3 separate regions of the Homo sapiens genome follow, and regions 1 and 3 are each linked to region 2. The links are chromatin loops, found by intact Hi-C in ENCODE. Cell type or tissue: CD4-positive, alpha-beta T cell. All regions are shown on one strand. Links, peaks and the distances in the headings refer to the core of each region. The heading gives the core; the rest is flanking DNA. Region 1 overlaps ZFYVE28 (zinc finger FYVE-type containing 28). Region 2 overlaps ZFYVE28 (zinc finger FYVE-type containing 28). Region 3 overlaps ZFYVE28 (zinc finger FYVE-type containing 28).

Region 1 (9,979 bases), core at 3,449-5,948, 72 kb before region 2:
AGCCTGGGGGATAGAGCAAGACCCTGTCTCAAAAAAAAAAGTGGGGGAGATACTGTTTCCAAACACAGTCACATTCTGACATTCTGAGTCCTGGGGGTTAGGACTTCAATGTTTGAATTTGGGGGGTGTGGTCACAGTTTAGCCCATGATAAGGTCACACAGCAAATCTGCCTCATCCAACCCCACCAGGCCCACCCCACCAGTGAGCAGGCCTGGCAGGGCAGTCTGTGCTCAGTAACACCTCAGCTCCATGGGAGACCATTCAGAGGCTTCAGCTGCCCCAAGAGGAAGGCAGGGAGCCCTGAGGCACACAGGCTGCCTTCTGCAGGTGGGAGTCGGCTTCCCTGCAGGGCACCAAGCATCCCCGCTAACTGGAGGCAGGGCCAGGAGGGGTCAAGTATCAGGCCCGTCCCTGAAGGGTTCCCTACCTCCCATGCCTTTTATTTTGGTGATGAGCGCCCGTTTCTAGCATTTTCCCTGCCAAGTAGACAGGCATGTCACCCCTGTGGGAGCTCATCTTGACACTTGCTGCACTGGTCTCACATGCACACACGCATGCACATCCATGCCTGCACATATATTCACATGCACACAGATACATGGACGCACATGCATGTACACACTTATGCACAACGCACAGATTCACACGCACACAGCCATGGACAGGTGCATGTGTGTACATGTACATACTTGCACACACACGGCGGTGGTTCTTGGCCTCTCCAGAGCACAGGAGAGGAAGTGTGTGAGTGAGCCGAGGGGACATGCAAGTACCCCATTCTTTGCTCAGAGGCTCAGTCCCCTCTTTGGTCCGGGGCTTTGTGTGATGACTGGGGCTTTGTGTGCCAGCACCACGCTGCCATCAGCCTTTCATGCACCTGCGTTGTGGCTGAGCCGTCTCCTCCGCTTACCAAGCAGCGAGGGGCCCGTGTTGACCTGGCGTTGCTGGGAACTCCTTGCACTAGTGTTGTGAGGTTTTTGGTGCCAGGGCAGAGAATGATTCTGGGTTCCTTTCTGGGGGTCTCTGCGTGGCCCCTGCTCGTGTCCTCTTTCTCAGAGCCGAGATTTAGCTTCCAGGAGGTGTTGTCATCCAGTGCCCTAAATTCAGTACCTGGCCTGTTTGCTGGGCCAGATGGTGTCTCGTCAGCGAGCTGCAGTCAGGGCTGCGGGACACACGTGGAGAGGGACTGTGAGGGCTCCGGGCCACCTCAGTCACAGCCAGGTGTCTGCTGTGGGACCATCCACACCAGGCCCCTGCTTCTCCCACCCTCCCATACCTACTGCTCTGAAGGGGAGCGGGCAGGTTTGGGGCCATAAGGGAGCTGGTGGCTCTGCTGACCTGGACTAATGCCTGAGGTGGGTGTCAGGCCCAGCGGGTCTCATGCAGGCCTTGGGCAGGCTGCGAGCTCAGCCCCACCCCGAAAAGGGGCCATGCTCCCTCCTGGTTCAGGAAGTGGCAGGAAGGCTCCTCTGCCCTCTGGTAGGAAGGTGCTGTTCTTGGCTCTTCCCCTCTTCCTTGGGAGCGAGGAGGGGCATTGGCAGGTCCCGGGCCCAGGTGAGCAAGCTGGTGGCCACCCCAGAAGCTGGGTCAGAATTCTAGGGGAGGGGAAGCTGGCGGTCACCCCATAAGCAAGGTCAGAATTCTGGGGACTGCGCTGGGTGCGGTGGCTCACGCCTGTAATCCCAGCACTTTGGGAGGCCGAGGCGGATGGATCATTTGAGGTCAGGAGCTCGAGACCAGCCCAGGCAACACAGTGAAACCCTGTCTCTACTAAAAATACAAAAATTAGCTGGATGTGGTGGTGGGATTACACCTGTAATCCCAGCTACTTGGGAGGCTGAGATGGGATGATTGCTTGAGCCTGGGAGGTGGAGGTTGCAGTGAGCTGAGATCACACCAGCCTGGGCAGCAGAGTGTACTCCAGCCTGGACAGCAGAGTGAGACTCCGTCTCAAAAAAAATGACCTTTGCATCTGAAGCAAAGGTCAAGGGCCCAGTTGCTCATCTGTAAGTTGACAGCTACAAGGCTTCGAAAGTGCAGCACTCCCTGGGGCTCGGGCCTTGGGGAAGGGCCAGGAGGGGCCTTTTGGGCCTCACTTTCCCCGCCTCCCCTCCTCTCCTTCCACGCAGTAGAGCAGGAACAAGGTTAAGAGTGTCTCCTGCCTCCCAACCCCACTCTTCTTCCCATTTCATCACGGAGGGGTCGCTGGGCGACTGCGACCTTGTGGCTCTCCGGGGTTGCCTGGGCCCATGGAGGGAATGTGTTTACTTCCAGAAAGGCACAAAGTGCAGGGACACAGCAGTGGTGCTGAGAGGGTGGGAGCAGATGGCAGCCAGTGCCCACCGTCCATCTCTGTGTCTCTGGCATCTGTGAGCACACCAACGGCCGGGGGGGCAGGCACATCAACGGCCGGGGAGGGGGCGGGCACACCAACTGCCGGGGGGGCGGGGTCTGGGTCTGTCTTGCTCTGGGCTGTGTCCCAGGTCCAGATCGGCTCCTAGCAGAGTGGTTGCTCAGGCAGCATCTGCCGGAGAGCGAGTGGGTGCAGAGGCTCCGTCAGCCTCCTGTGAACAGTCCCAGGGAAGGCTTCCCATTGGCTGCCCAGGTCTCAGGTGCATGCAGCCGTCGCTGGAGCCCAGGCAGGGGGGCAGTGGATGGCCTCGTGTGGGTCTGCTCAGCCTCACTGGGGTTTGCTCTCCCCACCCCAGGGGTCTGGGCCAGTGTCTTGAGCTGATCCAGAGAGTGAGGACTGGAGGGCCAGGAAAGAGTCAGGACAAAGTGACCCTGGCCAAGGCCACACAGAGGGGAGGGGTGGCAGGCCAGAGCACACGGAGGAAACGGCCCCGACGGAGATGGGAGTCTGTGGGGAACACGGCCAGCGCATTCGAACTGTGCGCGATTTGGTATATTCTCCTCTCCTCTGTCTTTCTCTCTGTGATTATAAAGAGTCCTTTTTATAAAAATAGGTTCAGGCCAGGCACAGTGACTCACTTCTATAATCTCCGCAACTTTGGGAGGCCAAGGTGGGAGGATGGCTTCAGGCCAGGAGTTCAAGACCAGGCTGGGCAACACAGGGAGACCCCATCTCTAGAAAAAATTTAAAATTAGCTGAATATAGTGATGTGTGCCTATAGTCTCAGCTACTTGGGAGGCTGAGGCAGGAGGATCTCTTGAGCCCAGGAGGCGGAGGTTGCAGTGAGCCATGCTCATGCCACTGTACTCCAGCCTGGGCAACAGAGTGAGACCCTGTCTCAAAAAATACGTATATAGGCTGGGCACAGTGGCTCAGGCCTGTAATCCCAGCACTTTGGAAGGCTGAGGCGGGTGGATCACGAGGTCAGGAGTTTGAGAGCAGCCTGGCCAACATAGTAAAACCCCATCTCTACAGAAAATACAAAAATTGGCCGGGCGTGGTGATGGATGCCTATAATCCCAGCTATTCGGGAGGCTGAGGCAGGAGAATCGCTTGAACCCAGGAGGCAGAGGTTGCAGTCAACTAAGATCACGCCACTGCACTCCAGCCTGGGCGACAGAGTGAGACTCTGTCTCAAAAAAAAAAAAAAAAAGAAGAATCATTATATATATATATATATATATATATATATATATATATATATATATATATATATATATATATATATATATATATTTTCAAGGACTTCATCACTTTTGTAAGGGGCTTCTTTGAATCCTCGAAACTCTGATCCAGGGGAACAAGCTGTTTGCATCCTGGGGCAGTGGGAACCTCACGTGCCAAGGGACGGTGGCCGTGCTGTGTGCGTAGAGCACCAAGGAGGCCAGGCGGGGTTGGGGCGTGTGGTGGTTGCAGTTGAAGACCAGCTTCTGAGCCCCTGCGTGTTTGGTGGGAGGGGAACCTCTGAGCGTAGAGTTTCCTGCCACAGTGCACTGGTGTGGAAACTGAGATGCTGTGAAGTTCCTAGAGAAGTGGGGGGTGTGTGGCAAATTGTTTCTGAATCATGGGAAATGGTTTATGATGCACTGTCAATCATTCTTCACTTAAGTGTAGTAAATTTTATTGTTATTCTGGGCCACTTCATATTTTGGTTTTGTGAATAAAAAAATATTTCCTGGCCGGGCACAGTGGCTCATGTTTGTAATCCCAGCACTTTGGGAGGCTGAGGCGCGTGGATCACCTGAGGTCAGGAGTTCGAGACTAGCCTGGCCAATATGGCGAAACCCCGTCTCTACTAAAAATACAAAAATTATCCAGGCATGACAGCGGGCACCTATAATCCCAGTTACTGGGGAGGCTGAGACAGTAGAATCGCTTGAACCCAGGAGGCGGAGGTTGCAGTGAGTTGGGATCGTGCCATTGCACTCCAGCCTGTGCAACAAGAGTGAAACTCCATCTCAAAAAAAAAAAAAAAAAAAAAATTTCCTGAGAGCTGCTTTTGTCGCCTGGAGCGCCGGGGACCCCACTCTTCCCAGAGCCCCTTTTCTGTGGGCTCTCCACCAGAGGGAGCGTGAGGACCTTGTGTCTGGGGTGCAGCAAAGGATCTGGATTCCCCACAGTCCTGGGGTGAAATGCAGGGGCCCTGGGGACCCTTGAATCAGGGGTTGAGCTGGCAGCCTGAGCCTCAGCTTTAGTTGTTTCCCTCTAGATCCTGGTGTGGAAAGCTGATAAAAGAGCCGGCTGCTGCTCAGGGTGGAAGGTCCCAGGCTGAGCCCACACATGGCCTGGGGACAAGGCAACCAACCGAGGCATCCCCTCCAGTTCCCCACCCACTCATGGCCCTGGCCCCTCTCTCCTGCAGAGGTCGGATCCGCAGCTGCTTGCCCGGTTCTACTATGCCGACGAGGAGCTGAACCAGGTGGCCGCGGAGCTGGACAGCCTGGATGGGCGGAAGGACCCCCAGCGGTGCACGCTGCTGGTCAGCCAGTTCCGCTCCTGTCAGGTGAGCCACGGGGCAGCAGAAGCTGGCTGGCCCCGCTGGGCATTGGACAGAGTGGCCTGTCCTCAGTAGACCAAGGCTTTGTCACCTGCTGGCCCCCTGTGGTGGCGTTGTCAGGGTCGGGTGCTAGAGAAGCCAGGCCCAGGAAGAGGGACCATCCCGGGCAGGATGCGTGGGGTGGGTAGCCGGGCTGGAAGTGAGAAACCGCACGGGACACTTGGGGGAGCAGAGGCTGGGAGAGCGGGGGCAGGGGGTGCGGAGTGAGCAGGCTTCTGAGCCAAGGGGCAGCCAGTGTGGGAGGGGTGGGCCTGCCCAGGTGCTGGTGCAGAGCTTGGGTACCATGCAGTGGTCACACTCTGCCACTGACTAATGGTGCTGCCAGCATCTGCTGCATAATTGACAGATGGCCCTGGAAGCTGCCGCTAAAAATACCCTGGCCGAGGTTTTCTTCCCAGTACACCAAGCACTCAGAGGCATTTCCAACACAACGGCAAACGGCATGCTGCAAAGTTTTATCAAGTGATGACGAGGGGTTTTCACAAAGTTCCGGAATGTTCTTGGTGTACTCTTCCCACAGGGTCTTGCTGAATCCTTGCGGCCATGGGAGGTGGGGCCTGACACATGCTCCTCCAACAGGGGGGAGTCTATCACTGTGTCACCGTGGTCCTGAGGGTCCCACCCTGTGGGGCTCCTGCAAAGTGGCCAAGCTGGCTGCACCCCAGCCCTGGCTCTGGGCCTGGCCCTGCTGCGGTGGGAACTCAGCAGCATTAGGGCCCTGTGTGTGGCCAGGACAACTTTTCTGGCCGGATCAGGCTCTGGGCTCTTTTTTGGGCTGTTCAGTGGCAGCCTCCACCTTCCATGTGTTCAGATGTTCCCACAGATGTTCTGGCCCCTCCAGGGACAGCCTCTGTGGGTGGGGAGAGTCCCTGCCCCCAGGAGCTCAGGTTAGAAAGACCTTCTGCCCAGGGGACAGGTGCTGGGGGCCCTGGAGCCTGGAGGAGGAAAGTGCCACGGAGGAGAGGTGCTAGACCTGCCCCGTGGCCCCACCGATGAGGAAGGGGGATCAGATGCTATTCCTCATGGCAACCTTTGGGGAGGGGCTCTGTTCCCTTTACATGCTCTGTGACCTGTGTGCTTTTTTGTTGACTGACAGAGTTGATGATAAAGCCTGGTTTTAAGTGAGTTTGAGAGGTGGGGGCTGCCAAGCTAGGTGGCCCCTTCTCAGGCTTCCCGCTGCCACAGGCTTTAATTGGGATGTATCACCGTGAGAACTGCCCTGTGAGAAGGATCTGGAGGGGGATGCTCCCAGCATAGTGAAGGCCTTAAACACTCAGGTTCTTCTCCTTGCTGCTGGGGTCTTTGAAGGAACTGAGAGGGTGTGGACACTGTCCAGGTCCCTCAGCATCATCTGATTCGGGCTCACTTCTGTCCACTCCGCTCCAGGGCCCTGCCTCTGGCTCATCTCGTATCCCACTGGCTCCTTTGTGACCCTTCTTCCCTCTTCCACGCCTCCCCCTCTTCCTCCCTCCTCCTATCTCCCCTTCCTCCCCCAGCCTCCTCCATGTGGGTCCCACGCCCAGTCCTTGGCCTCTTCCTGTCCACCCCCCGACATGGCGGCCTCATCCTGCTCCATGTCTGTGCTGAGCACCCCCAGGGGAGGCTCTCAGCTTCTCCTCCCCGCAGATCCAGGTGTGCTCCCCGGTGTTCCTCCCAGCTCCCTGAGGGCATCTCACAGGGCCCACCTTACGCCCAGCACAGCTGGACATTGAACAACATGGTTTGAACTGCACAGGTCCATTTATACATGCATTGTTTCAACCTAACTTGGATCTAAAATACAGTATTCTCAGGACACAAAACCCACATATATGGAGGGCTGTGCAAGTTCCGCTGGTCCAGCCGTGGGACTTGAGTATGTGCAGATATGATATACGCTGGGGGTCCTGGAACCTGTCCCCTGCGTGTACTGAGGGATAATTGTATTTCATGTCTTTTTATGACATTATAAGTGGTATTGCTATTACATGTCAATTTTTAAAAATAAGCCAGAACCATAAACGAAGTGTTTCCCTGAGTTCTGCGAGCCACTCTACAAATTAATCCAACCCCAGAAGGGGGCCATGGGAGCCCCAGTTTACAGCCAGCTGGACAGAAGCACAGACCATGCCTGGACTTGGGATCAGCATCTGAAGGGGCGCCGTCTTGTGGGACTGAGCCCTCACCCTGTGGGGTCTCACTCTCTCGCCCAGGCTGGAGTGCAGTCATACGATCTCGGCTCACTGCAACCTCCACCTCCCAGGTTCAAGCGATTCTCCTGCCTTAGCCTCCTGAGTAGCTGGGATTACAGGCATGCGCCACCATGCCCTGCTAATTTTTGTATTTTTAGTAGAGACGGGGTTTCACCATGTTGGCCAGGCTGGTCTCAAACTCCTGAACTCAAGTGATCCACCTGCCCTGGCCTCCCAAAGTTCTGGGATTACGGGCATGAGTCACCGTGCCTGGCCCTAAATGTCAATTTTTGATTGTTTGGTGCTCCTATATGGAAATACTATTGACTTTTGTATATAGATCTTGTATCCTAATACCTTTCTGTGGGAATCTAGGTAATGGTTTTTCCTACTTTCTACTCTCTACTCTCACACAGTCACTCAACACTCCATGACCAGATGAGTAGGGTATTCCCCACACACCGAGTCATTCCCCAGCAGGTTCTGCAGGGGACAGCAGTGGGGGTCCTCTATTCAACCTCATCTTGACACTGTCCACCCGGAGTGACCTCAGAACCCACAGGGTGAGGGCTCAGTCCCACAAGACGGCCCCCCATTCAGATGCCAATCCCAAGTCCAGGTGTGGTCTGTGCTTCTGTCCAGCTGGCTATAAATCGGGGCTCCCATGACCCCCTTCTGGGTTGGATAAATTTGTAGAGTGGCTCACAGAACTCAGGGAAACACTTCGTTTATGGTTCTGGCTTATGAATAAAGAATGTAGTAACAGGTACAGATGAACAGCCTGATGAAGAGGTGCACAGGCTAAGGTCGGGAAGGGTCCCAAGGGCAGGAGCTTCTGTCCCGTGGAGTTGGGGTGTGCCCTTCTCCTGGCAGGCGGATGTGTTCGCCAGCCCAAAGGAAGCTTTCTGAACCAGTCCTTTTGGGTGTTTTTGGAAGCTTCATTATAGAGCCATGATTGATTATATATCATTGGCTGTTGGTGAGAACACTTCCCAATTCTTCAGTGCCTCTCCCCTCCCCGGAGGTTGGGGGTGGGGGCTGAAAGTCCCAACCCTCTAACATGCGTTGATCTTCCCAGGGACCAGCCCCCCATCCTGAAGCTGTCTAGGGCCCCCCAGCCACCAGTGAACTCCTATCACTCTGGAGAGTCCAAGGCTTTTTAGGAGCTGTATGTCAGGAAATGGGAAGATGACCAAACGTATATTTTACAATATCATACTTTCTTTCTTTCTTTTTTTTTTTTTGAGACGGAGTCTCGCTCTGTCGCCCAGGCTGGAGTGCAGTGGCGCGATCTCGGCTCAGTCCAAGTTCCGCCTCCCAGGTTCACACCATTCTCCTGCCTCAGCCTCCCGAGTAGCTGGGACTACAGGCGCCCGCCACCTCGCCCGGCTAATTTTTTGTATTTTTAGTAGAGATGGGGTTTCACCATGTTAGCCAGGATGGTCTCGATCTCCTGACCTCGTGATCCACCTGCCTCGGCCTCCCAAAGTGCTGGGATTACAGGCGTGAGCCACTGCGCCCGGCCTACAATATCATACTTTCTAAATACACTTATTATTTCTGGCAGCTTTTTGTAGATTCTGTTAAATTTTTTGCCAATAAAGATAATCTTCACTTCTTCCTTTTCTCTCTGGATGCCGAGTGTGTGTGTGTGTGTGTGTGTGTGTGTGTGTCTGTGTGTCACCCTATTGAACTAGCTAGAATTCCAGTACAAAGTTGAATAGAAGTGGTGAGAGCAGACATCTTTTGTTAATGATGGAACTCTGAATGCTTTCTCCCCAAAGATAAGCGTGATGTTAGCTGTAGGATTTTCGTAGCTACCCTTTGTCAGGCCAAGGCAGTTGCCACCTACTCATAGCTTGCTGAGAGTTCTTATTAGGAATAGATGTTAGATTTTTTTTTTCAGATGCTTTTTTTGTGTGTCAACGGAGATTATCATGTTATTTTTATTATGGTAAATTACATTGATGGTTTTTTTTACTCGATAAATACTGACTTTTTATTAGTATCCACTCCATCACTCAACAGCAATAGCAGCATGCAGATGCCATGAGGGCAGGGCTGTGTGTACACACAACACTCACCAGTACATCCCAGTGCCTAGTACACAGTAGGCACTCAGTTATATCATTGAAACAGGGAACGCTTGGCTGATTCATTTACATTTTAATTTATTTTATTTTTTTTATTATTATACTTTAAGTTTTAGGGTACATGTGCACAATGTGCAGGTTAGTTACATATGTATACATGTCCCATGCTGGTGCGCTGCACCCACTAACTCATCATCTAGCATTAGGTATATCTCCCAATTCTATCCCTCCCCCCTCCCCCCACCCCACAACAGTCCCCAGAGTGTGATGTTCCCCTTCCTGTGTCCATATGTTCTCATTGTTCAATTCCCACCTATGAGTGAGAATATGCGGTGTTTGCATATTTTCTTTTTGAATAGTGTGACTTACTCTTTTTGGCATATGATAGCTATGGTATCACATAAACAATTGTAAACTGTGTCGAGCTGCCAAAAGTTTGAATCTCATGCCAGTATATACATTCAGCCTTCTCACCATAGCTATTTGAGAGTTATAATTATCTATAGCACTGAAAGAGACTTTGGGCTCATCTGGTCCGATTCTCTTATTTCATGAATTAGAACACTAAATCCACTCAGACTGGGTGACTCGTCTGTCAGAACATGCAATAAACAGAAAACAAGGGGTTGTTTGCCTGATGCCATAGCATCCAAAGGTCAGGGTAGCTGGAACTCTTGGTGTCTTCTTGTCTTACAAAATGATGGAAGACGCATCATTTTAGTTCTCTGGTAGAAAGAGGATCAG
Region 2 (9,979 bases), core at 2,993-5,492:
AGGTCCCTTAGGTCTCATTAGCAGGAAGCAGGGCTGGCCTGGGCGCCGGGAGGGAGAAGCTGAGGGGTGGGGACCATGCAGCCCATGCTGGGAGAGCGAGTGAGCCAGTGCCCGTACAGGGGGCTGTCCTCTCGCCGCTTCTCTGGCCGCTGACCCCATGCTCCCCACAGGGACCGAAGTCCTGCAGCAGCAAATCTCAGGCCACTGTCCCTGCACCCCCTAGAGTGCCTGCATGGAGCAGGTTTGGAGGTGGGTGGGGGAGCAGTGACTGGGCCCAGAGTGTCTGGAAGGACCCCTGGACCTGTGCCCACACCCTGAGACCGGAGGAATATGGACATTGGAGGGTGCTCCAAGACAATGCGCCAAGACCGGGTGACACATCCAGGAGAGACCTGCGGACCAAGCTAGTGCCTGCCTGTGGGGACCACAGACCCCGGCCAGCTGACCAGGGCGGGGCAGCCCTGAGATCCCGGCTTCAATTTCCCTCCCTCCCGCTGAGCTGTTTCTGGGATGGGCGCCTGCCCTCCTGGACCGGCCCAGCCCTCCTTCCTGTCCCTCGGTTCTGTCCTTCATTCTGGCCCACAGTGGCAGCGGCCCTTCTGAGGATGCCCTGGTCACGGAACAGCATTCGTCTCCTTCTCAGTCCCAGCCTGTGCTCAACCCAGGGGCTGTGGAGCTGCAGTCAGGAGCTGTGGTGAGAAGACTGACTTCCTTGGGAAGGCGAGTCACACAGGAAAACCACGAGAGAGAATGACTTTGCAAGGGGCTGGAGAGGAAAGGAAGCAGGGAGATTCCAGCCTGCTCAGAAGAAATCAGCTTACTTGCTGCTGGAAGTTATTAGGGCTGACACCAGTGCAAAGGCCTGGCAGCCACAGTGGGGCCGGCGCCATGGCGGGGTCAGCGCCACGTGTTAGTTCCCCCGGCTGCTGTGACGAAGCACCGCGGCAAGGTGGGTTAAATCACGAGGGCGTTTGTTGTCTTGCAGTTCTGGAGGCCAGAAGTCGAGATCAAGGTGTCAGCAGGGCTGGTTCCTTCTGGGGCCATAAGGGAGAATCTGTCCTGGGCTGCCTTCCAGCCTCAGGGGGCTTGCTGGCCATCTTGGGTGTGTACTTGGCTTACAGAAGCATCACTCCAGTCCCTGCCTTCAGTCCACGTGGGGTTCTGCCCAGGTGTGGGCCTGCACCCAAATTTTCCCCATGGGTAAGGACACCAGTCAAGTTGGCTTAGGGCCCACCCTACTCCTGGATGACCTTATCTTAACTTTAGTTACACCTGCAATGACCCTGTTTCCAAATAAGGTCACATTTTAAGGTATTGGGGGTTAGGACTTCAACATATGAGCTTGCTGGGGGGCCCCAATTCAACCCCAAACAGCACACTCGCGCCTCCCTGCTAAATCCTTGCCGTACTAGACTCAGGGCACCTGCCAAGAAGAGGGGTCTACCTGCTGTTGGTTTCCGCTGTGGCCTGAGCTGAGCTGGTACGACTTTGGCAGACAGTTCCAGAGCCGATTCCTGGAAGGGTGTCTCAGCCCTCCCTGATCCCAGGACTCACAGAGGAAGTCAAAGCCAGGCCTTGTGCATTGCAGACTCAGCCCCCCGGAGGTCTTTGTGAGGCACCATAAGAGGAGACAAGATGTCCCAGCAGGCTCCAACTCCTCTGGGGAACCAGAGGCGTCCAGGACTGTGGGATTGTCCTGACCTGGTGGCCAGTGTGACCGGGCAGCAAGGCCTTCACCTCTGACTCCTGGGAGGCTGTGCTCAGCCCATCTTGGGCTCCTGCTGCTGAGGTCCTCTCCATCTCATTGGTGAAATCTCCACCAAAATGCTTCCTCTGAAAGCTGGGTTGTCCACCACTGTGCCCCGTCGCGCTCTCCTCCTCCCCATCATGGTCTTCAAAGCCCCAGGCGAGCCACGGTGGCCTATACCTGTAATCTCAGTACTTTGGGAGGCTGAGGTTGGAGGATCATGTGGGGCCCGGAGCTTGAGGTTACAGTGAGCCGTGGTCACGCCACTGTGCTCCAGCCTGGGCGACACGGCCTTTATCACGGTGGGAAATGGTCTCATTTCTGAACACTCATTTGCAGGCTGGCTGACTCCCTCCACTGCGTACACACGTGAATCCGGTCTTGTGTGGCCACATGCTCCACAGCGAGCCTGAGCTGTCGATTGATGTCAATGAATGTGGATGCGGGGGCTCCAAGAAAGAGAGCACCTGTGCTCTGTTCCTCAAACTCTTTTTCCCTCAAGTGTAGCCTACAGGGAATTGCGTTCTGTGGAGCATCCTCTGGGGGCACTGACCAACAGGCCAAGGTCCGAACTGTCCAGCCCTCCCAGTGGGCCTCTGCTTAGCCTCAACCTCTGCCTGGTCTCTCCCAGCATCACCAGGGGGTTCCCTACAGTCTGTCGGCTGCTTCCCACCTCTTGGCTTTCATTCAAGCTGTCCTCATGCTGCGCCTTCCAGGAACCCTCCCTGGCACTCCAGACCTCTCTCCAGCCTGAGTGAGGAGTCTCCCCTCTGACCTCCCACAACAACACCCTTGATGGTTCCTCTGTTACACTTTCCGTGTGTGATAATTAACTGTTCACCTATTGATCTCTGCCATCAAATCGTGAGCTCCTTAGGGCTGAACTGTGCAATTCCTGGATCATAGTTGGTGCTTAGTGCATGTTTGTAGGGCAGGTGGATGGATGGATGGATGGATGGATGGATGGGTGGATGGACGGTTGGATGGTTGGATGGATGGATGGATGGATGGACTGATGATTAGATGGATGGGTGGGTGGATGGATGGATGGCAAATGAATGAGTGGATGGGTGGATGGATGGGTGGGTGGATGGGTGGATGGATGAGTGGATGGGTGGATGGATGGGTGGGTGGATGGGTGGGTGCATGAGTGGATGGGTGGATGGATGATTGGATGGATGGATGGATGGATGGATGGATAAATGGATGGGTGGGTGGGTAGATGGGTGGGTGGATGAGTGGAAGATTGGATGATGGGTAGACGGATTGGTGGGTGGACAGGTGGGTACATGGGTGGATAGATGGATGGATGATTAGTTGGGTGGATGGATGGATGGATGCATGGATTGGTGGATGGGTAGATGAATGGATGGGTGGATGGATGGATAGGTAAATATATGGATGGGTAAATGGATGAGTGGGTGGGTGGGTGGATGGATGGATGACTTTTACAAGAAGCAGCCAGCCCACCATTTGCGTCAGGGCCCAAGGTGGCTCATTAGAATTGGTATGTGGTTGTACAAATGCCCGAGCTGCTAATTTTCCCACATCCAAGCACAATTAAACCTTGCCTCTGGAGCCTACCAGTCACTCTTGATGTTCTTTGTTTTTGTTTTTTATTTATTTTTCTTTAGAGATAGAGTCTTGCTATGTTACGCAGGCTAGCCTTGAATTCCTGGGCTCAGGGGATCCTCCTGCCTCAGCCTCCCCGTAGCTGGGACTACAGGCTGTTTTTCTCTTCATTAGCCTTTGCAAATGGTTTCAAGAGTTCAAAAATTAATGTATCTGATGTCATAATGAGAAACATACTGTGATGCTGTTAGTCTTTCCAAAGTTGGCATTCTCTTCTTTCACAGACTCCTAGAGGTTCAAGGTGGCAAAGTCCTGTCTTTCTGTTTGCATACTCACTTGCTAAATTTGCTGCATCAGATTCATTTGGGCTTTGCTATGGTCTTTCTTTTCCATAGTAATTGGAATTAAAATTATAAGTTCAGTAAACTTCCCTCTTCTGCTCTATCCAATTGCTGAATTCAGACGTGTTCCATGTTCCCAACATCTCAGAGGCTCCCCTCACCACTTTTCCCACCCCAATGATGACATCAGCCATTTATCCCCCCTGTGTGCTGTTCAAGAGGAGCACTTTGGAAACCTGGCCACTGTCCTGTGGCCTAACTGTGACACAGCTGAAGACACAGGCTGGGCAGCCTTTGGTATTGATGTGACTGTTTAGAATTGCACTGCCTTTCTTTACCAGAGAATGACATTTCATAGTAGTTCAAACCGAAGTGGGGCTGTTGCAGGGAGTTTTTGCTGCCTTCTGTAAGAGAGTGGCAGGAAGCAACATTCAGGCAGCCGGTGCGGGAGTGTCTGGCAGCTGCAGAAGGTGGCTGGACTTTTAGACATCCGGGTGAACATGCTGAAGTGACGTTGATCCACTGACTTGAGAACATCAGTGACAAGGGTTCAGACTCTGTGGTGAGACACAGGAAGCTGTTGGCAGGGCAGGTGCCCTTCACTCTTCTAGCCTCTGCTTCTCATGGCTCCCTGTCTTTCTGTGACTTGAGCTGTGGCTGTATCTCACCCGTACTGTTCCCTTCCTCACCACAGGGATGGACCCGCTGGGCACCAGCTCACTTCTCGGCTCTGTATTGTTAATGTGTGTGGCTCCCCCACTAGACTTGGCTTTTGGGGGACACATAGTGTCTGATCTACCCCTGAGGTCCTCCTCATGGCCCTACCCTGTCTGTTCAGCAACTGGCCACAGGGGATAAACACCCTTCCAAAGGCAGTGTTCCTGGGCCACTGGCATCCAAACAGTGCCCCCTGCTGTGGTTTGAATGTGTGCCCCAAAGTTCATGTGTTGGTAACTTAATCCCCACTGCAACAGCGTTGAGAGGGGGGACCTTAAAGAGGTGATGAGGTCATGAAGGCTTTGCCCTCCTGAGCGGATTGATGTTATTGCAAGAGTGGGTTTGTTATTGCTGCAGTGGGGTCCTTATAAAGGGTGAGCATGGCCCCCTTCCCCTCTCTCTTGCCCATGCGATGCCTTCCTCCATGTGGTGACATAGCAAGAAGGCCCTAGTCAGATGGGGCCCCTCCACCTTGGGCTTCCCAGCCTCCAGACTGTGAGCCAGAAACATGTCTGTTCATTATAAATTACCTAGACTGTGGTACTCTGTTATAGCAGCAGGAAGCAAAGGAAGACACCCATCCACATGGCCCCAGGAATGGCTGACCCAGAAGGACCCAGGCTCATGCTCTCGGTGAAATCCTGGGTTCTACCTCCCCACTCTGCTCTCTTGTTCCCTTTGGCCCTTCCAAGCCCAGCCGGTTCCCTTGGGCAGTACCTCATTGGTTTTTCTACCTGTGACATCTCTGTATGGGGCCCCTTGGCTCTCTCTGTCCACCCATTCCCCCTCCCACGCCACCAGAGCTTCCAGCCAACCAGGGCAGGGAGGCAGGAGAGGGCCTTTCCTGTGGCAAGTGAAGGGTGTCTGGGGTTGAGATGGCCATCAGCGATCTGACCTACCCGTGGGCAATCGGCCAGCCTTGGCCTGGCCTCGGTCTCAACCTGCTGGTAGAAGCCATTGTTCTTATGCCACACTCAACTCTCTGTTGAACGTCAGGGCCCTTCCCCTGATTTCTCATCTCCAGGGGTGCTTCAGTAGCAGGATGCTTGTCCAGATAGCCTTCCCAGCTTCAGGGTGTTGGTCCAAGGGGCTGGAGCTGCGGGGCTGAATACTTCCCATGGGCTTCTCCTTTCACAGGGAAACAAGTTCCTCGCCACAGGCAGGGCCCGAGGGTGCCATCTGCTGCCAGCAGGCACTTTCCTTTCTTCTTGAAATGGCATCTCTTCTGATCACAAAAGCAATACTTGATCCGCGATGAGACTTTAGAAAATGATAATTTACCTGTAATCTTACTACTCAAGTAAGTGTAAGATTAATGCCTTACCTTGAGTATCTTCCCCAGTGTGTCATTTATGTACATATGACATCTCTAATTTTTATTTTTATTATTTTATTTATTTTAAGAGACAGGGTCTTGCTCGTTGCCCAGGCTGGAGTGGAGTGCAGTGGTGTGATCACAGCTCACTGTACCCTTGAACTCCTGGGCTCAAGCGATCCTCCCACCTCAGCTTCCAGAGTAGCTGGTACTACAGGTGCACACCATCATGCCTGGCTAATTTTGGATTTTTTGTAGAGACAGAGGTCTTGTCATGTTGCCCAGACTGGTCTTGAACTCCTGGCCTCAAGTGATCCTCCCGCCTCAGCCTCCCAATAATTGTTGGGATCACAGGCATGAGCCACTACACCTCGCCTCTAATTTTTTAAATGCTACATTTTTCATTTCATATTTTAACATTTCCAGTGGACCATCCTTCTGGAGATTGTTTCACCATAGGGATATGACCTAATGTATTGAGTCAACCCACTGTTGATGGACATTTAGCTTATAAGCTATTTCTTGCATATGAGTTTGCTGGGCGATTACAAGAAAAACATTCTCTTCTGTTGTTTGTGAGATGTACAGCTCAGTAATTTGTGGTACATCCATGAGGCTGTACAGCCAATATCACTGTCTAATTCAAAACATTTTCATCACCCCATAAAGAAAAACCCTCCCCATCAGCAGTCACCATGTTCCCCTCCCCCTTCAGCTGTTGCGACCACGGTTCTGCTTTCTGCCCCTATGGGTTTCGCCTGTTCTAGACATTTCATGTGAATGGAATCAATCATACAGTATGTGATTTTTTTTTTTTTTTTTGAAGGAGTCTCACTCTGTTGTCAGGCTGGAGTGCAGTGGCATGATCTCGGCTCACTGCAAGCTCCGCCTCCCGGGTTCACGCCATTCTTCTGCCTCAGCCTCCTGAGTAGCTGGGACTACAGGCGCCCGCCACCATGCCTGGCTAATTTTTTTTGTATTTTTAGTAGAGACAGGGTTTCATCGTGTTAGCCAGGATGGTCTCGATCTCCTGACCTCGTGATCCGCCCACCTTGGCCTCCCAAAGTGCTGGGATTACAGGTGTGAGCCACTGCACCCGGCCAGTTTGTGATCTTTTGTGACTGGCTTCTTTCACTCAGCACGATGGGTGTGTTTTTGTTTTTGTTTTTTTAGACGGAGTCTCGCTCTGTCTTCAGGCTAGAGTGCAATGGCACGATCTTGGCTCACTGCAACCTCTGCCTCCTGGGTTCAAGCAATTCTCCTGCTCAGCTTCCCGGGTAGCTGGGATTACAGGCATGCGCCACCACACCCAGCTAATTTTTGTATTTTCAGTAGAGACGGGGTTTCACCAAGTTGGCCAGGCTGGTCTCGAGCTCCTGATGTCAAGTGATCCTCTCGCCTCGGCCTCCCACAGGGCTGGGATGACAATATGATGTGTTCAGTGTTCATCCACACAGTAGCATGTATAAGTGCTGCGTTCCTTTCTGTGGCTGAAAACTTATTCCATTATATAGATAGACATTTTGTCTATCCATTCAACTGTTTTCCAAAGTGTCTGTGCCATTTTATTTTTCCATAAGGAAGAGAGGAGGATTCCAGTTCCTTCACATCCTCACCTTCCTCACCACAACTTCATATTTTCTGGGTTTTTTTTTTTTGAGGGGGGGGGGAACATTCTAATCGTCCTAATAGATAAAATGGTATTTAATTGTAATTTTTTTGGCATTTCCTGACTGACAGTGATGTTGGGCATCTGTTCATGTGTTTATTAGCCATTTGTATATCTTCTTTGGAAAAATGTCTATTCAAATCCGTTTTCCATTTGTTCAGTAGTGTTTTTTTTTTTGGTCTTTTTGTTGTTGGATTGTAAAAATTCTTTCTATATTGCAGATACTATGTCCTTATCAGACACATGATTTGCAAAAATTATTCTGTGGGTTTTCTCTTCACTTTCTTGGTGGTGTCCTATGAAGCAGAAAGTCTTCAGTTTGATGAAGTCCAGTTATCTGTTTTCTCTTTTGTTGCCCATGCTTTAGGTGTCATGTCTAGGAAACTGTGGCCTAGCCTAACGCCACAAAGATTTACTCCAATGTTTTCTTTTAAGAATTTTAAGCCTGGGCGCCGTGGCTCACGCCTGTAATCCCAGCACTTTGGGAGGCTGAGGTGGGTGGATCACTTGAGTCCAGGAGTTCAAGACCAGCCTGGGCAACGTGGTGAAACCCCATCTCCGCTAAAAATGCAAAAATTAGCCGGGCAGTGTGGTGCACGCCTGTGGTCCCAGCTACTCAGGAGGCTGAGATGGGAGGCTCACTTGAGCCCAGGGAAGTCAAAGCTGCGGTAAGCCATGTGAGACACCATCTCAAAAAAAAAAAAAAAAAAAGAGAGAATCTTTGAGTTGTAGCTCTGACATCTAGATATATGATTCATTTCGAGTGAATTTTTGTATGTGGTATAAGGTCAGAGTTCAGCTTCATCCTTTTGCATGTGTGTCTCCGGTTTTCCGGCAGCATTTGTTGAAAAGACTATTCTTTCCTGGTTGGTCTTGGCACCCTTGCTGAGAATCCACTGCCCATAAGCATATGGGTTTCTTTGCGGACTCTCGGTCTCATTGGTCTGTATGTCGGTCCTATGCTGCTGCTGCACAGTCTTGATTCCTGCTCTTTCATGCCACATTGCAAATCACAAGTGTGAGTCCTCCAACTTGTTTTTTTTCTTTTGGCTATTCTGGGTCCCTCGAGTCACTCCCACATTAATTTTAGGATCATATTGTCCATTTTTGCAAGAAAAAAAGGCAGTTGGCACTTTCGTATGGATTGCATTGAATCTGTAGATCGATTTGGGGAGTCATGCCGTCTCAACAATATTGTCTTCCGACCTGTGAACACGAGATGTCTTCCCATTTATGTAGGTCTTCTAATATTTTTCAACAATGTTTTGTTGTTTTCAGTGTATGATTCTTGTACTTCTTTTGTTAAATTTATTCTAAGTATTTTAATCTTTTTTATGCTATTGTAAAGGGCTAAGGATTGTTTTCTTCATTTCACTTTCAGTTTATTGCTACCATATCTAAACACAAATGATCTTTTTTTTAATTTTTATTTTATTTATTTATATTTTTTTGAGATGGTGTCTCACTCTGTCACCCAGGCTGGAGTGCAGTGGCACGATCTCAGCTCAGTGCAACCTCCGCCTCCCGGGTTCAAGCAATTCTCCTGCCTCAGCCTCCCGAGTAGCTGGGACTACAGGCACACGCCGCCACGCCCGGCTAATTTTTTGTATTTTATTAGAGACGGGGTTTCACCGTGTTGCCCAGGCTGGTCTCGAACTCCTGAACTCAGGCAGTCCGCCTGCCTCGGCCTCCCAAAGTGCTAGGATTACAGGCATGAGCCACCACGCCCGGCGTGATCTTTAAAAAAAAGCCTTTATTGATATGTAACATACATACCACAAAATTCACCTTTCTAAATCACACAGTTCAGTGGTTTTGGGCAATAATACCCCTGAGCCTTCTGTGTCGGGCGCCACGCCAATCCGGCCTTCTGCCATGTACTTGCCGCCTCCGTTCCCTTGCCTCTGCTCTCTCCCTGCCCCAATTCTTTTTTTTTTATATTTTTAATTTTTGTAAAATATATGTAGCATAAAGTTTACTATTTAGCCCTTCCTAAGCGTACAATTTCGTGGCATTGAACACACTCAGTGCCGTGCAACTGTCACCAACATCATCTCCGCAACGTCCTCATCTTCCCAAACTGAAACTGTTTCCCCATCACTCACTCCCCCCGACTCCCCGCCCTCTGCCCACCCTGGCGCCCACCGTTCTACCTTCCATCTGTATGAACGTGACGGCTCTCAGGACCTCGTGTCGGAGACTCAAGCAGGACGCATCCTTTGGTAGCTGGGTTGTTTCACTCAGCATGATCTTGCCAACATTCATCCGTGGCTGTAGCCTAGATCCGAATTTCCTTCCTTTTTAAGGCTGAATAATATTCTGTTGTATGGGTGGACCACATTTGGTTTATCCACGCCTCTGCCAACAGACACCTGAGTTGCTGCCGTCTCTTGGCCGCTATGAACGTGGGCGTGCAAGTATCTGTCCGAGTCCCAAATTTCAGTTCCTTTGGGTAAGGCTCTGATGAGGCTGGGGGTACCGAGTGGAAGCTGACATCCTGGACAGTGAAGGCCCCTCCCTTATTCAGCTCCCAGGGCAGAGGGCAGCAAGGCCCACACCCCCAAGCTGAAGGTAGGGGCTTCATCTGTGGAACCCTGACCACCTGGGAGGGGAGAGCC
Region 3 (9,979 bases), core at 3,366-5,865, 130 kb before region 2:
AACCCACATTTCCCAATCCCTGGGTCCAGGGCAGACCCGTCCTTCCATGTCCAGAGAGGATCCTGATGGCCCTGCCAACGGCCTCCCTTCCCGAACCAGGACTGACCCACACCTCGGCCCAGTTCGCGTCCCCTCCCTTGTCCCTATCCTTGTCCCTTCCCCACCCACGTCCTCTGGAATCCGGGACAGGTCCTCCGCCCGGCCCTTGGGGCGAGCGCGCCCGTGGCCAGCAGCCTCGGCGGGGCGGGAGGTGCGGCTCTCCAGCCGGCGCCCGCGCCTCTCCTAGCGCCGCGGGGTCGGGGTCCGGGCGGCGCGCCCCGTGCCTCAGCGGCTGCGCCAGTCGCACTGCGGGCGCTGCGTCCCCGCCGCCCGCCTGGGGCTCGTGCCCGCTGCAGCCGGAGCAGGGCCGGGCGCGCTCGGCGCGGGATGAAGGCGCGGCGGTGTTCAGGATCCCGGCGCAGGGTCCAGGGCGCATCTGGGCGTCCGAGGGTGGCACCCTGGGGCCGGCGCAGCGGGGAGGCCCGGGCCCTGAGATCTTGGGGGAGGTCACGGCTCGGGTGGGGTCACCGCGGCGACCAAGGGCGGGAGTGGGGCCAGCGCTTCGTCCGGGCAGCTCGGACGTCCGAGGCCACCGCGTTGCCGACCTACCCCTCCTCCCTCCACTGGCCGCCTTTCTCCGTCCAGCGTCCCAGGCCTCCGCCTCCACCGTGGGTGAGCTGTCACGGCAGAGGTTTCCTGAAATCCGTGCCTCGCGTGCGCCCATTCCAGGAAGGCGGGAGGTGGGTTTGGAAGATCGGCACGGAGGTTTGAGGGCTCACTCAGGGCCCCGAAGGGCGCGTGCTTCACGGCCTTTGAGGTCGGGGAATTCTGTTTGTCGTTGCCGGAGTGTTGGGTTGAGGGCTTACGGTACATGGGGCGCCCCTTGCTCGGCCTTGGCTTGATTGGGAGGGGACTCGGGGGGATTCAGGGTTCCTGTGGCGTCACTCCCTGCTCCCAACCTCCCTGTCCCTAGCAGCGACTTCTTAAGGGTTCGTCCCGAGCCTTGCGTTTCCTGGCGCTGGGTGTGGTTTGGGGCCGAGCCGTCTGCGCCCAGCCTCTCCTCCTGCGGCGCCTTCGAGCCCCTCTCGGTCCTGCCTGCTGCCCCCATGTGCCTCTGCCGGGGTAGGGCGGTGGCCTCCGCTCTGGATAGCTGTATGAATGGTGTTTGGTTCCAGTGACTTTTCCTCACCAGTTACTGAAAACCAAGTCTGCTTGTAAAACGGCGTTTTGGGGGCGTGCAGCAGCATTATTTTCTGTGACAAATGGCGGGAGGCAGCTGGAGAAATGTGTCTTAGGTCTTAACTAACATTCTGGTGTCGCTGAAGGCACTTGCTGGGACACTAGGGGATGCCCCTCCGGACGTGGCTGTGGAAGAGGCCGCATTTGGGGGATCACCCTTCTAATCGTGTTGAAAAGGAAGGAAAAATAATTGTAGACTCTGTTTCATGAGTAGCTGAGTAATTTCAGGATGGCCTTGTCTGTTTCCGTTTAGGGAAGACAGGTTAAAGGTAGAACATGGTACTAGACGTTGTCCTGAGAATTAGGAATTGCGTTCCCAACTTTTCCTCTTCAGCAGGCAGCTGCCTTTCCAGGCAGGCGGCGGGCACCAAGAGGGCACAGCCAGTGAATCAGCTGATCCCAGGGATCAGCCCAGAGCTGTGTGCCTCCGGAGAAGGGATGGAACAGGATTGATGTGGATCTCTCCTTTTTCTCGTTGTCTTCTCCTGGCATGCTGTCTGGTAGTAGCTCCAGAGCTCTGGACTTGAGACGTATCTCCATTTCAGATCTGTCTCTGGCCATAGCATTTTTCTGGGAGCTGGTGCCCTGTGGGCAGTCTGAACTTGGGCTGTCTCTTATTTGAGAAATGTCTTTGGAGTTAAATATCTTGATTGTTTGAAGGGTCGGAGTATGTTATGTCACTCCATAGCTTTTCATTTTTCAAACCAAAGCTCAGATTCTTGCCTTGGATTATGAATTGAATTTTATGCTTCCCCTTCCTGTCTAATTTAACACATTTTGGCACAAATAAGCACAAAGTCAGTCCTGGGAAGATTCTGGGCCTGGAAGAGTTGAAGTGTTAAACATTAGCTGTGGGAGGATGTGTCTGGGGGAGACTGTTGCCTGCAGTCAGGAATTTTTTTCCCACTTTGTATTTAGATAGATGTACAATTCAAACTGAATTTTTAATTGAATTCCTGCTTTGGTTTAAAACTGCACAGCGAGCTTCTTTTTATAAATTTTTAAGTGTGTGTGTGTGTGTGTGTGTGTGTGTAGAGACAGGGTCTCACTATGTTGCCCCGGCTGGACTCAAATTCCTGGCCTCAAGCAATCCTCCTGCCTCAGCCTCCCGAAGCACTGGGATTACAGGTGTGAGCCACTGTGCTTGGCCAGCACTGAGCTTCTTGTTCATCACAATATGGTGGAAAATATTCTGAAATGAAAATATTATTCACTGTTCTTATAGTTATAAAAAGCAATTGGAAATGCTGAAAAATATTCCTGTGTGACATACATTTTGATATCTGAATAAAAATTAGCTACTACGTTAGCTACCTAAGTTGAGTAAAAGAATGCCTGATGAATAATACAAAAGTTTAACATTAAAATGACATTTGCAAATTATATTTCTATTCACTTTCTTAATCAGTCTTTTAAACACCAATATGATTTTTCTTGGTATAAAGTGTTCAGATCTTGTAAGTATTATCCTGACTTTGAACACTCCCAGGAAGAGACGGTGCAGGAAAACCTGTCAGCTTGTCCTGCTTTATTGATGTTGGTGAAATACTTTCTTGCCTTTCTTTAAAGTCTTTTCAAGAGAGTTTATGCTTTAGAAAGGCAAACCATTTTGGCATGGTTGGTGTCTTCATCTGAAACAAAAGTCTCAGTGCTGTGTTTCTTGCTTGGTTATGACTTTCTATTGATTGACCTGGCTGGAAGTTCCTGGTCACTAGGAGGTGAGAATTCCCGGCATGGGGGAGAGGGACCTGGACACTTACCTGGACCTGGGAGAGATTTCCTGGCCATCACCAAAGAGCATATTAATATCACTCAGGATGAATTTGTGTTTTCCATCTTTGAGGAGGAATTGACCCTCAGTGGGTTATGCTGGCTGGGTGGATGGGGTAGTTCCCATGTGGCTGGTTACCATGCTCAACCTTGCACTCCGAGAAGAGCTCGCTTGTCTGCACCCCCAGACCGTTTTCAGAGTGGGGGCTATTAACCTTTCTTGTCCCCCCGCTTTGTAGGAGAACATTCCTTATAAATCTGCCTTACTGAGTGATGTGTATTTGGCAACTTCCTGTAAACATTCCAGGCCCAGATTAGCGATGACATGGCCTTTGCCAAGAGAAGCCTGAGTGACTTGCTGGGTGTGTGTGCTTTATGAAAGAAGACCCCTTTGGGTTTGGTAAAGTCTGCCTGGGTGCCAACCCCACTGGCATGTTTTGTGGGAACCTGCCAGGACTGAGCAGTACTGAGTATGGGACTTCCTGCCCTTCGGCTCTTGTTAACCCAGCCTCAGTCACCTGAGGGTTTTCGGGGTTCCAGCCCACTTGGTCATGGGCCCTTGAAGAGAGCTGCCCATTGGTGGCCAGCACTCTGTACCTTGGCCACCTGGTTGAGAGGGGCGGCACCCTGGAAACGAAGTGGCAGATGGGGGCGGGCCCCAGAGTGGGGGGTGGGGCAAGGTCTGGATATATCTGTTTGGTCCCGAAGTGCAGAGATGAGGCGCAGCCCAGTCCTCCTTTTGGGGCTCCCCACTGGTGGCTGAGGGTGAGGGGCGATGACAGAGATCCCCCAGAAGTATACAGCTGGGGCTTGGAAGGCTGTGGGAGGGGTCTTGGTGGACACTGGGGCCTGGCACGAGTGGGGCCTATGAGAGGGCAGTCACTGGCATGTGCCTTGACTTCCCTGCTTTGCGTCACCTGGGAAACGAATGGCTGTCCCTACAGCACTGCGTCCATGCCCCATGCCAAGCACAGACCCTGTTCCAGGGACTTGGGATTTGAGTGATAACTTCTAGCCAGGCTACTGATGAATTCGTTTTCAGCTGATAAACTCCAAGTGCCCAGCTGTGGCAGGGGGTTGTCCTTGGCCTGGCACGTTTCTCTCTGAGGTGAGCTGCTGGAAAGCCAGTGTTCCGGATGCTGCACAGGCTGAGCCCGGCGGTGCTCCCTCTCCTGGCGGGCGCCTGGCACGGAGGGGGCTCAGGAAGTCCTGGGAGGACGCTTGGCAGTGCTGAGTCAGAGCAGGCGTGGCTGGCCCTGCGCACCGGTCTCTCTCAGCTGTGTGTGGTTCTCTGAATTCAGAAGGCTCTGGGGCTCCCCCGGCGGCTCTGCATCCAGGTCATGCCACCCCTCCCAGAAAGCCTTCCTTTTTCCACATCAGCACTCAGGCTGTGGTCAGCGGGAGTGCAGTGCGGACGCCTGAGAGCCCATGTGCTCTTGAGGTGGCTTTGTAGAACCTACTCCCTGGCCTCTTAGGAAGTGACTCTCAGCGGGCAGCTCACGTCTCATTTCCTGCGCTTTGCTGAGGTTTCTGTTTGTGGTTGGGGGAGTGTGGGACCTCACATGCCTTGCCTTGTGCCAGCGGCATTTGCAGGGCAATTAAGAGCCTGGGCTGCAGACAGAGGGCGAGCATCACTCCCTGCGCCGACTCTGTCATCACTCAGGGCTCTCCTTCCCTGGCAGGGCAGGGCTGGGCGCTTACTGGAAACGTCTGGTATGGTTTCTGTTAAATGGGCGAGTCAGAGGCAGAGAGTCGAGAGCTTCACGTAATTGATATTTGGACTCAGCAGGCAGGGCAGACGGGGGAGGGAAGCAGGGCCTCAGTGTCCTGCCCCACAGGCTGAGTGTCTTTAGGTCATTTTGTTCGACCTTAAGAGGAGAGATGGCTAATTTAAGGCGGCTTCAGTGGCCATTTTCAGCCACCAAGAATTCCCAGAATACCGGATGTGCTTGCTCTAAATGTGTGAAGGTGCACATCTGAGAGCTGGTAAGTGACAGCCAGGGTGTGGTTTTGTTTGAGTTGACAGCCTTGTGCAGCTACAGGGTGTGCCGGGTGCAAAGGTGAATAATGGTGAGCTGATTCCAATTTGAAGAAAAATAAATGCTGAGAAGGCTGTGGGTTTCAGTGCTTCCCCAGTGTTTTCTTGTCTTCAGTGGTTGCCGGTCATGTGTCTAAATAGCATTGGAGCTCCAGGGCCTGGCTGGGAATTCTCGTCCCTCCCACACCTGTGCCTCAGTTTCCCTAGTGTCAGGTGGGGATGCTGAGACCTGCCTTCTGGAATTGTTGGGAGCATGTGAGGAGATCATCTCTGTCCAAGACTCACAGTAACAGCTCAACCAATGACCCCAGTCAATAATGGCAGAACCAGTGGGTGGTGTAAGCAGGCGGGGACTTCCACAGAACCAACGTTTAGCTACCTTAGGGTTTCATGTCAGTGTTTCTTGGAGTCTCAGAGGCCATCACAGCTTCCAGTTCCTCCAGCCAGGCCATTCTGAGAGTGAAAGCGTCTCAGTGGGGGCCTGCCACCCCTGTGCCTTTTTCTGGTAGGTGGCGGGTACTTGGTTGCTGGGAACAGACCCTGACTTAGTACGCCTCAGGCATCCCCGTGGATCTGGTTACAGGTCCCCCTGAGGATGAAGGATGCGCCCTGCCCCTGCCTGCGCCCCAGGGGGGAGATGCTGCCATGTGCTCACTCACCACGTGAGCACCTGCCTCCTCTATGGTTGTCAGGACCAGGGCTGACTGCAGCCGGTGTGGGCAGCAATGGGGTTCACCATGTCGGACTGGCCCCCAAACCTCTCATGCTGTCCTCCCATGGCCTGTGCCCCCCATTTGTTGTCTGGATGCCCAGGACCTAGGAGAGGACTCCAGGGCTCGGGTGGCAGCGGGGAAGGGGCTGGGGTGCACTTGTGCTGCACTGTGATGTGAGGGGATGAGCTTCTATCCGTTAAGGCACTGAGGTGTGAGGGTCATTTGTGAACGTTTAAACTATGCTGATGCACCCTGTTTTACAAATGGGGTCTCAAGACAAGTCACCTTGCTCGAACCTCTACAGCCAGGAGGAAGCAGGGCTGGGATTTACACTCCTGTCCGCGGGACCCCAGAGCTGGCACCCGTATGCGTCAGGCAAAGTCTCCTTTCCTGCAGGAAGGCACTGGACTGTCATCGGATTTTACATGAGTCCCATTTGGTGAAACGATTACTTTTGTCTTTTTTCAGTTGGATTGCAAAAAAAACTTAGATATTGATGGGCAAGTCAAGTGTTTGAAGGAGGAAGACAAAAGTGAATGGATATTTTTTGACTGATCTGAATAGATTAAGCACAAGTAGAATAGAACATTTTATGTTATGGTAATTAATGTAGAATAGTTGGATAGGATGAATGGAATGATTTTTTCCTTCTTACAGTAAGCATTTTGAAGCTCTTCCATTTCTCATTGTTTTCCTGCTGGAGGGAGGCAGGGGGTGTAGGGGACACATCAAGTGGGGGGGCCCCTCCATGGACAAGGAACATGGGTCCAAACTGCATGGCTGGCTCTCTAAGTCTCTGCCACGGGTGGGTTTTGCTCCAGCTGTGCTGCGCTTGGCTCTCCCCCACCAGAAAGGTGGTATTTTACACCGGCTTCCTGGGGAGACTGGGCTAGCACACCCAATTTAGGATAGTGTCCTTAGGGCAATGTTTTTTTCTTTGGATTTCAGTTTTTGAGAATGTTTCCAATTATTTTTAGGGATATCATGATTACAAAAAACACCTAAAAGCAGAATCAACTACTTAAATGTCAGATACATTTAAGAATTGTACACTCATGTTCATAGCAGCTTTATACATAACAGCCAAAAGGGGGAAACAACCCAAACGTCCATGGAAGGAAGAACAGATACATGTGGTCCCTCCACACCATGGCATGACATTAGCATTAGAAAGGGCGTGGTGGCTCACACCTGTAATCCCAGCACTTTGGGAGGTCGAGGCAGGCGGATCACGAGGTCAGGAGATTGAGACCATCCTGGCTAACACGGTGAAACCCCGTCTCTACTAAAAATACAGAAAATTAGCCGGGTGTGGTGGCGGGCGCCTGTAGTCCCAGCTACTCAGGAGGCTGAGGCAGGAGAATGGCGTGAACCTGGGAGGCGGAGCTTGCAGTGAGCCGAGATGGTGCCACTGCACTCCAGCCTGGGCAACAGAGCGAGACTCTATCTCAAAAAAATAAAAATAAATAAATAAATAAAGTTAAAAAAATGAAAAAAAAAAAAAAAAAAGAAAGGGAGGATGTTCTGATACAAGCCATCGCCATGAGCCTGGAATACAGGATGATAATCAAAAGAAGCCAGTCACAAAGGGCTGCGTCTTGTATGATTCCATTTCTATGAAATGTCCAGAAGAGGCAAATCCATTGAGACAGAAAGCAGATCGGCGGTTGCCAGGGGTTGGAGAGTGGAAGTGGAAATGGGGAGTGATGATTTAAAGGGCATGGGGTTTCCTTTTGGGGTGATGAAAAGGTTTTGACGCAGCAAGAGGTGGTGGTTGGGCAGCATTGTGAACGCAGTAAATGCCATTGTATTGTACCCTCTAAGATGGTTGATTGTATGTTGTGTGGATTTCACCTCAATTTAAAAAAAGGAATTGTACCACTTTTTGAGGTTAACAGATAATCAAGGGAAAAGGTGTTTTGCCCCTGAATAAAAAAAAATAGGAAAATAGGCCCAGAGCCATGGTTCCTGAGTTTGGCTTTCTGCGTAGGCAGCTGACTTGGGGGCTTTGGAAAGCACCCTGCCAGCCTGGCCCGCTGACTGTGGCCACCTGGCGGGGGCATCTTCCTGGTCTCTGAAGATGGATCCTCAAGTCCCAGCCCAGCCTCTCCTCCCACCCTGTGCTGCTGGCAGGGCCCTTGTCCTGGGGCTTCCAGAAGACAGCGTGAAGGAGTTCTGTGTCTGGGATTGATCGTGGTTGGGTAGTTCTGACAAATTTCTCAAACCGACCTCCTCCCACAGAGCTGCCCGCAGGGGTCAGCCCCCCCACCCCACCGTGGGTGTACTGGACTCAGCCTTCTCACAGCGCCGGCATGGGCTGCTCAGTGGGAATCTCCAAGGCTGTCAGGCCATGTGGGCCTTGCCTGAGCCAGGGATCGGAGGGACAGCGAGCAGCCAGCGGAGTGGGGGCGAGGGGGCTGCTGAGATGTGAGTGGCAAGGGGGTGTGGGTCGCGGAGCCTGAAAGGCTGGGTGCACTTGGAGCACAGGGGACAAGGTGGGGTCGCTGCAGATGGGGTTGGGAGGTCGCCTGGGGATGGGTCACAGGCAAGGAAGGTGGGGGCATGATGGGGTCAGCACTGCTGTTTGCGGGGTCCTTCCAGGCCTGCTGTGGGAGAGACGAGATTGGAAGCTGGGACTGGTGGGTGGCGGGGATTCCAGCGAGAGGATGGCAGCAGGCGACTCTGGATGGAGAAAGTAGATGGATCTGGGCCTGGTGGGGGTGGGACCTGGCTGGGGGAGAGGTGCTGTTTGGGGATGGGGAGCTCAGGAGAGGAGCTGCGAGGTGGAGGGTGGAGATGGGGGTGCAGAAGTAGGGGTTTGGACAGTGTGTTTGATGGCCATGCAACTCCACGGGGAATGTGAGGGTGGGGGGCCAGGGGCGTTCAGGGCTGTGTCACAGACCGCGTAAAGGCAGACCTCCCCACTGCGAGATGCCCAGGCATGTTGGATAAAATCACAAAAACATTTTTAAAAGTACTGAGCTGGCAAGAGAGAAGGTGTAACCCCTAGTGCCAGAAATAAGAGGAAACTAAAACCTAAAGCTGAGTGCATGGGAAGGTCCACTTAGAAACCGCCGGGAACTGAGAGCTTCAAACCATCACTGCTGCCCCACGTCAGGATTGGGTGGATCAGCCCGTGGGGCGGGGCTCACCTGGGCGTGGCTTCATCTAGGTGGGGCTTATATGGGCAGGACTCACAGTGTGGGGCCATCTGGATAGGGCTGCATCTGGGCGGGGTGGCATCTGGGCGGGGCTTCATCATCTAGGCAGGCTTACCTGGGTGGTACTCATCTGGGCGGGACTCTATCTGGATGGGGCGCCATCATCTAGGTGGGCTTACCTGGGTGGGGCTTCATCTAGATGGGGCTTACCTGGGCGGGGCCCAACTGGGCGGAGCTTCAGTTGGGAAGGGTCAGCCAGCTGAACCATCTGCGGCCTTTGGTCCACCCCGGCTGGTGCAGCTGTCAGGCAGGCCCCCTCCAGGCTTTCTCCCCGATGCTGAGTCTCAGGGCAGTGGAGCAGAGTGGCAAGGTGATCCTGAGGCCCAGCCTGGAAGTCACATGGCATCACCTCCACAGTGTCCATAGGGCCAGCCCCCATTAAATGGGGGGGGCTGTCACCTCCACTTCTCGGTGCGGGGAGTAGCAGAGTCACATCTCAAAGGGCAGGTGTGGGGATGCAGGGAAATGCTGGCTTGGTAGGATGTTCTTGGGAGCACTCACAGGGAGGCCCAGGGCATGGTGGGGTTAGGGGAGATGTGTTGGTCCAGGACTGGGTGAAGCATTGCTGTCCAGTGAGGGCAGGTTGGAGCAAGGGTCAGACAGGAATCTGTGGCCTTGAGGCCTGGAGGCCAGGGGGCCAGGAAAGCCCCATAGGCCACTTCAGCACAGGGTCACCTGGGCAGCCTGGCCGAGTGAGGTACATGGTGTTCTGGAGGAGCCCTCCTGCCACACCTCTGAAGTGGAGTTCATAGTAGAAAGTTACAAGACAGAGGAGAAAGGGGTTCTCCGTGAGCACACTCCCTGGCATGCGTAAGGTCAAACCAAGCCAAGAGACTGAGGATAGAAACCACAAGGCAGGCCAGGCACAGTGGCTCACGCCTGTAATCCCAGCACTTTGCGAAGCCGAGGCAGGTGGATCACGAGGTCAGGAGGTCAAGACCAGCCTGGCCAACATGGTG

Evidence for each region. A loop is a pair of places that touch in the nucleus more often than their neighbours do. Peaks named below come from ENCODE experiments on the same cell type or tissue, not always from the same donor. Only the 100,000 strongest peaks of a DNase experiment are listed, where the experiment ranks them.
Region 1: a loop joins it to region 2, with 19 times the contacts of the local background. A loop is called at or near these places in 9 of 110 quality-filtered maps.
Region 3: it touches region 2 in a loop (6-fold over the local background); 10 of 110 quality-filtered maps call a loop at or near these places.

Annotation. Positions count from the first base shown.
Region 1 is chr4:2,348,871-2,358,849 of GRCh38, reverse strand. ZFYVE28 (zinc finger FYVE-type containing 28) reads left to right here. Exons shown (of 13, transcript NM_020972.3): 2 at 4,777-4,917. It overlaps LOC105374352 (a long non-coding RNA gene), which reads left to right and starts at 7,347. Exons shown (of 2, transcript XR_925056.3): 1 at 7,347-9,979. In CD4-positive, alpha-beta T cell, for the core only: CTCF peaks have their summits at 4,241 and 4,461 (motif pointing right); a DNase peak (open chromatin) is centred at 4,489.
Region 2 is chr4:2,276,313-2,286,291 of GRCh38, reverse strand. All of the region lies in intron 8 of ZFYVE28 (zinc finger FYVE-type containing 28), which reads left to right. Among named protein-coding and RNA genes, the nearest start is that of MXD4, 19 kb to the right of the region's middle. RefSeq lists enhancers at 1-324, 325-826, 3,907-3,966, 4,735-5,234, 5,235-5,736. In CD4-positive, alpha-beta T cell, for the core only: a CTCF peak has its summit at 4,551 (motif pointing left); DNase peaks (open chromatin) are centred at 4,161 and 4,521; H3K4me3 peaks cover 984 bases; H3K27ac peaks cover 2,210 bases.
Region 3 is chr4:2,407,784-2,417,762 of GRCh38, reverse strand. The region is part of intron 1 of ZFYVE28 (zinc finger FYVE-type containing 28); the gene reads left to right. Among named protein-coding and RNA genes, the nearest start is that of ZFYVE28, 5.9 kb to the left of the region's middle. RefSeq lists enhancers at 399-957, 958-1,516, 3,951-4,200, 5,193-5,713, 5,714-6,234 and 2 more. In CD4-positive, alpha-beta T cell, for the core only: no CTCF peak of the experiment used is centred there; DNase peaks (open chromatin) are centred at 3,622, 4,512, 5,052 and 5,422; H3K4me3 peaks cover 1,910 bases; H3K27ac peaks cover 2,500 bases.